Linked DNA regions of Homo sapiens: region 1 is linked to region 2. The links are chromatin contacts, found by Hi-C or POLR2A ChIA-PET in ENCODE. All regions are on one chromosome and are shown on one strand. The core of a region is the stretch at or near the end of the contact, and the rest is flanking DNA. Distances in the headings are between cores, read along the strand shown.

Region 1 (3,519 bases), core at 150-2,649, 660 kb after region 2:
GCATGAAAATCTATGCTCTGTATTTAAGCTGGAGATGGAATAAAGACTAAAAATACTGTCAAAATACTTTTTCCACTGAGGAATATTATTCAGCCTTAAAAAGGTAGGAAATTCTGACATATACTAAAACATGAGTAAACCTTCAGGACATTATACCAACTGTAATGTTGGCTACAAAAGACAAATACTGTATGATTCCACCAAAATGAGGTAGAGTAGTCAAAATCACAGAGACAACAAGGAGAATGGCGGTTGCTAGGAGCTTGGGAGTTTTGTAAGATGAAAAGAGTTCTGTAGATGGATGGTGGTGATGGTTGCACAATATTATGAATGTATTTACTACCACTGAACTGTACATTTAAAAATGATTTAAGATGTTAAATTTTATGTTATGCACATTTTACTGCACAAAAATAATATAAATAATAAAAAATACTTTTTCCATGGAGCCTTCATACTACTAACTTCCTCTCTTAAAAGTGATACCCTGCATGAAATAATCCTAGTTCAAAATAGAATGTTTTAATCTGCATTAAAGACTTTTGAAAATGTAAGCCTAGGAAGATCTCTGAGATTTAAGCAATAAAACTATCCACTCGGTACACTGAATCCATCAGCCAGGATACTTCTGTGAAGGACTAATGCTGGAAGTGAATGAATAAGGCTCCGATGACTGATCCAAATGCAGTCATCGCGGCATGCCTCCACCTACTCATCCAAATAACCTCAAGCTCTTTGGGCATGTGTTCAACTGCTCAATCTAGCATGAGGGGATGGCTATGCTCACAATCCAAGGCTCTATCTTGGTCTGAGCCCAAAAAATGAGGTATTGTCTCTCATTTGGGTATGCAGCAGAGCACTGCTTTTTTTCCTAGTCTTTTGCTTAAAGATTAGACTATGCAAGTATGTTTGCAAAAATTAGGTATCTTCTGTGGTAAAAATTCCTACATATAAATAACAAATCTTCCTCATGTTGCCTGGAAAGAAAAGGAAAAGGAAACTGATTCCCTAAAAGTGTAGTTTTCCCCCACATCCCTATATTATCACACCTTCAAATATGAAGATAAATAAGATTTTAAGAGAATTCATTTTTAACTGGTTGGTTATTCCTTGTTAACAATTTCAAACACCAGGTGAATCTACAGCTATGACTGTATATAGTTGATTATTGCTTCCCATGGATACTTTTAGAATGTAAAAGCTGCCATTTTAATTGGCATTCAGAGGTCTGCCAATGTGCAAACCCAAGCAGCTCAATTCTTTTGCCTAACTGGGAGAGTGAGTTATCTAGAAACAAATGGAATGGCCGATTAAAAGGTTGTCTTGGCTAATATTTTCCAGTTGGTCTACAGTTAGTTCAGCCCTGTTGAGTCCTTCCACTTCTTTGGACGACCAATGCAGCAAGCGTGGTGAGACATAGTGCTTGGGCCTCTAATCTTAGCTGTGACATTTCCTGTCTCATGTTCTACCATCAATAGTGACCTACTTGCTATACCATGTGATTTTCCAACTGGGGCTTTTGATGCTCACACATGGGAAACACAGTTATTTTTATATTTAGCACAAAATGTAGCCATGAAATGTTTCAAATGATTTCCAGTTCAGGATATCCACACTAATCTTATTTTGTGGTAATTCTTTTTTTGCTCTGTCATTTAGAAACATTATAATAGTTATGAACCATTAAAACAAAGCTTTCACTTTTTTAAAAAAGCAACCTGTGAAAATGCCACATTATGTCAGTACCTAGTAAATTGAAAACTAACTAGCAAAAAGTGAAAGACTCATGTCCTAGTTACTTATTTTGTTTGAAGAACTGGCTACAAATGACCTTTGTTGAAAGTGATAGGAAACAATACTTCTAGTATCATTGAGGTTTGAAATCATTAGAGAAGTGAAAATAACTTATTAATAATGATAAAAAGAGTAGACAAAAACTAATACTCAGAGATGGAACAGAAGTGCACAAAAAGACAGAGACACAGGATATGTTAGGTAAAACTATGGGCAAAAACTAAAAGCTCACTGAAAAACAGTACACAATAAGATTGCAAATACCTAGCAAGAAAGCCTTACAATACAACAAAATATGCCTGAGGGTACCTCAGTAAAGTTGATTTACTAGGCAAAGTAAAATTGTCATTCATAGTTTTTGAAATTAAGAAGAATGCAATCAGTGCAAATTTATGTGTGTGTGTAACACAGCAAATGACTGTTCAAAATTTTAAGTCTTTTCTTGTTAGACTTAATCCACAACCTTAAAGAAATGAATAGAGTTCAACACTCTCATAAGAATAACTCATTCCATGTCACTTGTGAACAAGCAAATTCCCAACACTCAACTGAATCTCCAAAACAGATGTCAGGAGTCTGCAATACACCTATTTAAGTGAATTTTCAAAACTCTGTGGCTACACCAGCTAGAAAGCAGTTGCTTTCTAGTGGAAGTGAATCATAATGGACCTTTCAAATCACAGTGTTCACACATGGAAAAGCACATGTTCCACTTTTCCTCTGCCAAAGAAGCCTCACAGCCACTCCCCAAAATACTTGAGAAATATTCCAGCAATGTGTGTGTATCCATCATGGACTCTTTCTCATTGTTACTGCTTTTGCTATACATTTTGTTATAACTTCATGCTGTTTTTCACCCACATAGCTTAGAAAGCAACAACAAGAACAACAATAAAATTAAAAGGAAAGGAAAAGAAAAGCTTCCGTTAAGACAGGGCTAAATCTACTGTATATGAAAACTGCTGTCAAAGGCAGTTGACAAGAGCTTACATAGACCATGTACCCATTTAACTTAAATAATAATGATACATTGACCCAGCCCTTTAATTACTGGTCTCATTTTCACCTGGATCCTGATGAGTTCTCACAATTATACACCCAAATCTACCCAAGTTATTAAGTGAGGAGGAAAGGGATCCCTGCCAGGATCCGTAAGAGGGAAGTACGATGCAGACAACATCATAACATCCTCTTCCTTTCTTTTTCTGACTTGTCTCTGATGCATAACATAAACACAATCTGGATGAATTAGATTAAAAATTACTCTCACATAGAGACCAATGTAACAAAACAGAAAACCCAGAAATTAATGAATCCATCTATATAAGGCCAACTGATTTTTGACAAAGGTGCCAAGAACATCCATTGGGGAAAAAACAGTTTCTTCAATAAATGGTGCTAAAAGCAATGGATATCCATATGCAGAAGAATGAAACTAGATCCTACCTCTGCCCCTATATAAAAATCTACTCAAAATGGATTAAAGGCCTAATTGTAAGACCTGAAGCTATAAAACAACTGGAAGAAAACATAGAGGAAATGCTTCAGGACATTGGTCTGAGAAAAGATTTTATGATTAAGAACTCAAAAATACAGGCAACTAATGCAAAAATAAGTAAATGGGATTACATAAAACTAAAATTCTTCTGCACAGCAAAGAAAAAAATTAACCAAGTGAACCAATAACCTGAAGAATAGAATATTTGCAAAGCATTCATCTGATAA
Region 2 (3,806 bases), core at 405-2,904:
GCCAGTCAAGCATTTGTGAATCCATGTGCCAGCTGTACCTGCTGCTCCCTGTCTGAGGTCATAACATCAATATCCATTTCCTTAGGAAGCCACAGAAAGTCTGATGTAAAAGGTCTCCTAGGAAGTGCACAGATATCCTGGACCTCCTAAGCTGTTTATGCAAACCCTGAACCTCCATAAATCATCTTTTCAAACAATGTTATCTCAGTTAAATTTATCCGTGGACTGTGTCTTCCCAGGAAAAACTTACAAGACAATCAGAAACATCTCCTCTAGAACCACCTGATATAGGATTATTTTGTAAGAGAACAACCCAAGGAGCCTCTATAACCCCAAGTGATCAAAACTTAAATCAATAAGAAATTGACATCGTGTGCTTCTTGATCTGATGCACTGAGAACAACACAAAGATTATCATTGTGGCGATCTTACCAAAGATACAAAACCTGAATTTAATCAGAAAGAAGCATCAGAAAACCCAAACTGAGGAATATTCTTAAAACAAACAAACAAACAAACAAAACTGTCCCGTACTCCTCAAATTTATTGACGGGGGAAAAAAAAAAAGACCAAGGAACTGTTTGATTGGAGAGACTAAGGAAACATGCTTATAAAATACAACATGGCCCCTGGGTTGGACTGCAGCCTAGAAAGACAGCTGAAAATTTTGAATAAGGCCTGTGTATGAAGTAGTATTGTGTCAGTGTTAGTTTTCTAATTTTGATTAATTGCATTATAGTTCGATCTGGATGAAATGATGAAGTAGCTCTTGTAAGAGTTCAAAATGAGAAGTTAAAAAGTTTAAGTTGTTAAAATCAGTGGATAGCAGATAATGAGCAATTGGAAGATGATACCTGAAATAGGCAGATTACAAATGACGTTTGTCATATTTAGTTGGATATTGGTTGACTTGAGCACTGATTTGCAACATGTGTTTGGGGCTATCCCACTACACCCCCAAGTTCACACTCACCTATTTTTACTTGAATATGTCACTTAATTCTTAGAGAAACTTCAGAATAGTGTTGCTCACAGTTCACTTTGATTTTACAATGTAAAATATACATATAAATATTTTTACAAGGGGAAAAGAAAGAGGGAATATCATACAAACAAAAAGCTAACTTCCAAAGAGATAGTTGAATTTCACAATCAATTAAAACAGAATCACCTGGGAAGCTTGTTAAAAAAAACTCTGATGCCCAAGTCTCACACCAAACCTATAAAATCAGAATGTATAGGTGTGGGGTATTTGTACAAGTTCTGTGCAATTGTGAGGCATACTAAGAAAGTTTGAGAACCACCATTTAAGAAAATAACTGGTCTCTAAATTAGGACTCATTATCCACTAGATGGTGCCAAGAATTCAAAGATGGAACTTTGTGGTACAATGTCTATTTTCCTTTGAGTATACAGTGTGTTCATTTTCCTTCTTATCCACTTTCTCTTCGACCTCTCCCCAACTTGTAGGAAAGGGTTACATCACACCAAAATAGATATTTTGTTCAGTATCAGTCTAGCAGCTTCTCCTTGGATTTTGGTTATAACAGACAGGCTCGTTCTGAAGGGATATTGAGAGGAAGTTGTGTGAGTACTCTTCCCTTAGCCTTTTACTTTCTCAGTGCAGATATTTAGAAGAGGAAAATCCACTGTAAGAGGTGGCCTCATTGGCAATGAGTGATTGGATAAGAAAGAATGGTCTGACCAGTTCCTAAAAGCCATATTTAGCCGTTTGTGGTTTTGATCCCTGTCCTTTCCCGGAAACAATGACTTCAAGAATGTACCACAACTATTTGGTATGTTATATCAGTTAAATAATAAGTCATATTATTAAATATCAGATTACTCTTAAGCTACCACTGCCTCAATGGAAAAGCATTTGACAATTTCTTAAACTGTTTTATCCTTTCTTTATCCTCAGGATTTTTGCAATTAAAAAATCCTGTGCAGATGATAATCTCATTTCAGTTTTTCTGATGAGTTTATGTGTTTGGAATCTGCTCCAAGGCATTGTGTTTATCCTCATGAATGTTTATTTTTAAATGTGTATCGAATAGAAATGGCTAGAAAGCCGAGCAAGACAAATAACATTTTATTAATCCTTGTCTTAGTCTCTTTGTGCTGCTATAACAAAGTACCTGAGACTGGGTAATTCATGAAAAAAAAAAAAAAAAAAAAATGTATTTTCTTACCATTCTCGAGGCTGGGAAAGATCGGGGCACTGGCTTCTGATGTGGGTTTTTTGGCCACACCCTCACACGGAAGGAGGAACAGGGGCAAACTAACTAAACAGTTCACGAAGCCTCTTTTATAAGGACCTTAATCCCACTAACAAGGGAGAAGCCCTCATGGCCTAATCATCTCTTAAAGGCCTCACCTGTTATCACACTGGCAACCTTTGAATTTTGGAGGGAACACATTCAAACCATAGCAGTCCTACAAATATCTATTGAGCAACAATATGTACCAGGCACTGTGATACACATTGGTGTAGGGACACAGGGTTGAACAAAGCAAAAAAATATAAGCTTTCATGAATTTGCATTCTAGCTGTGAGAAATGTACAGAGGAAAAAAATAGCAAGATAATGATAGAGTGACAACTCTTTTACTTCATAAAGCAGAGAGGTGTAATAGTTTCTGCACAAGCCAGGATTATTTTTGACATTGTAGTCAGGGGAGGCTCCCTGAGAAGGTGACATTTGAGTTGAAATTGAATGATGACAAGAAGAGCCAGAAAGGAAGCTATATAGTCAGTGGGCGGAGCAGGTGCAAAGATCCAGGGGTAGAAACAAGTGTGGTATATTGCAGATTAGGAAAAAAACCAATGAAAGGAAGCATGAGCTAAATGAGGCTGGAGATATGGGCAAAGACCTGAGCAGGGCCAGAGGTTGCAATTTAGTGAAATAGAAAATTAGGAGATTTTAAAGGGAAGAGTAACATGGTTTTTTTCTTATTTTTAAATTTTAAAATCATCCTGGATCCTGATTGTAGAGGTGATACAAGTGGGAAGAGAGCAATTGGAATACTGCTGCAATAGTCTAGATAACAGATGGCAGCTTGGACTAGTAATAGGAATACCAGTGGAGAGAAGCACTGAAATTCTGGATGTGTTCTGAAGGCACAGCTGATAAGATTTGTTGATGAACTGCACGTGGGGAACAAGGGCATGAGAGAAATCAACAACACCTAAATTGCTTTTACATCAACCAGGTGGATGAGGAAGCCCTTTACTGGTCTGTCCTTACACTGCTAATAAACACATAACCGAGGCTGGGTAATTTATAAAGGAAAGAGTTTTAATTGACTCACAGTTCCACACGGCTGGGGATGCCTCACAATCATTGTGGAAGGTGAATGAGGAACAAAGTAAAGTCTTACCCGGCGACAGGCAAGACAGTGTGTGCACGGGAACTCCCATTTATAAAACCATCAGATCTCGCGAGACTTATTCACTGCCACGAGAATGGCATGAGTGAAACAGCCACCAAGATTCAATTATCTCCACCTGGCCCTGCCCTTGATATGTGGGGATTATTACAATTCAATGTAAGATTTGGGTGGAGACACAGCCAAACCATATCAGAACAGTAAAATGAGACAAGAAAAATTCTGGAGGAGAGCTGTAAATAAAAATTCTACTTTGGTCACAGTAAGTTTGAGGTGTTTATTTAATAGGGAGAAGTAAGAGGGGAATTATAAGACTTGGACATCATCAGCATATAAATAGCATTTAAAGTCATAGGATGAATAATATTACTGAGAGAATGTGTCAATAGAGAAGAGTATCTAGGACTGATCCCACTG

Evidence for each region. Hi-C counts contacts between places; a loop is a spot of excess contacts on that map. ChIA-PET counts read pairs that join two places held with the same protein, here RNA polymerase II (POLR2A). Pooled maps may share reads with other maps.
Region 1: a map with no recorded cell type shows a loop between it and region 2 (2.6-fold over the local background). The contact joins two enhancer-like sites. A Hi-C loop is called at or near these places in 1 of 168 maps with a recorded cell type or tissue (HepG2), 2 of 37 single-sample maps with no recorded cell type and 2 of 50 pooled maps. POLR2A ChIA-PET finds 5 or more read pairs at or near these places in 1 of 52 experiments (OCI-LY7).

The regions. Positions count from the first base shown.
Region 1 is chr5:127,010,636-127,014,154 of GRCh38, forward strand. The region is part of intron 1 of MARCHF3 (membrane associated ring-CH-type finger 3); the gene reads right to left. Among named protein-coding and RNA genes, the nearest start is that of MARCHF3, 18 kb to the right of the region's middle. Within about 2 kb of position 1,400, at least 3 of the 41 ENCODE cell types and tissues checked have a DNase peak (open chromatin) inside an H3K27ac peak, as active enhancers do.
Region 2 is chr5:126,352,742-126,356,547 of GRCh38, forward strand. All of the region lies in intron 1 of LOC124901056 (a long non-coding RNA gene), which reads right to left. Among named protein-coding and RNA genes, the nearest start is that of GRAMD2B, 69 kb to the right of the region's middle. Within about 2 kb of position 1,655, at least 9 of the 41 ENCODE cell types and tissues checked have a DNase peak (open chromatin) inside an H3K27ac peak, as active enhancers do.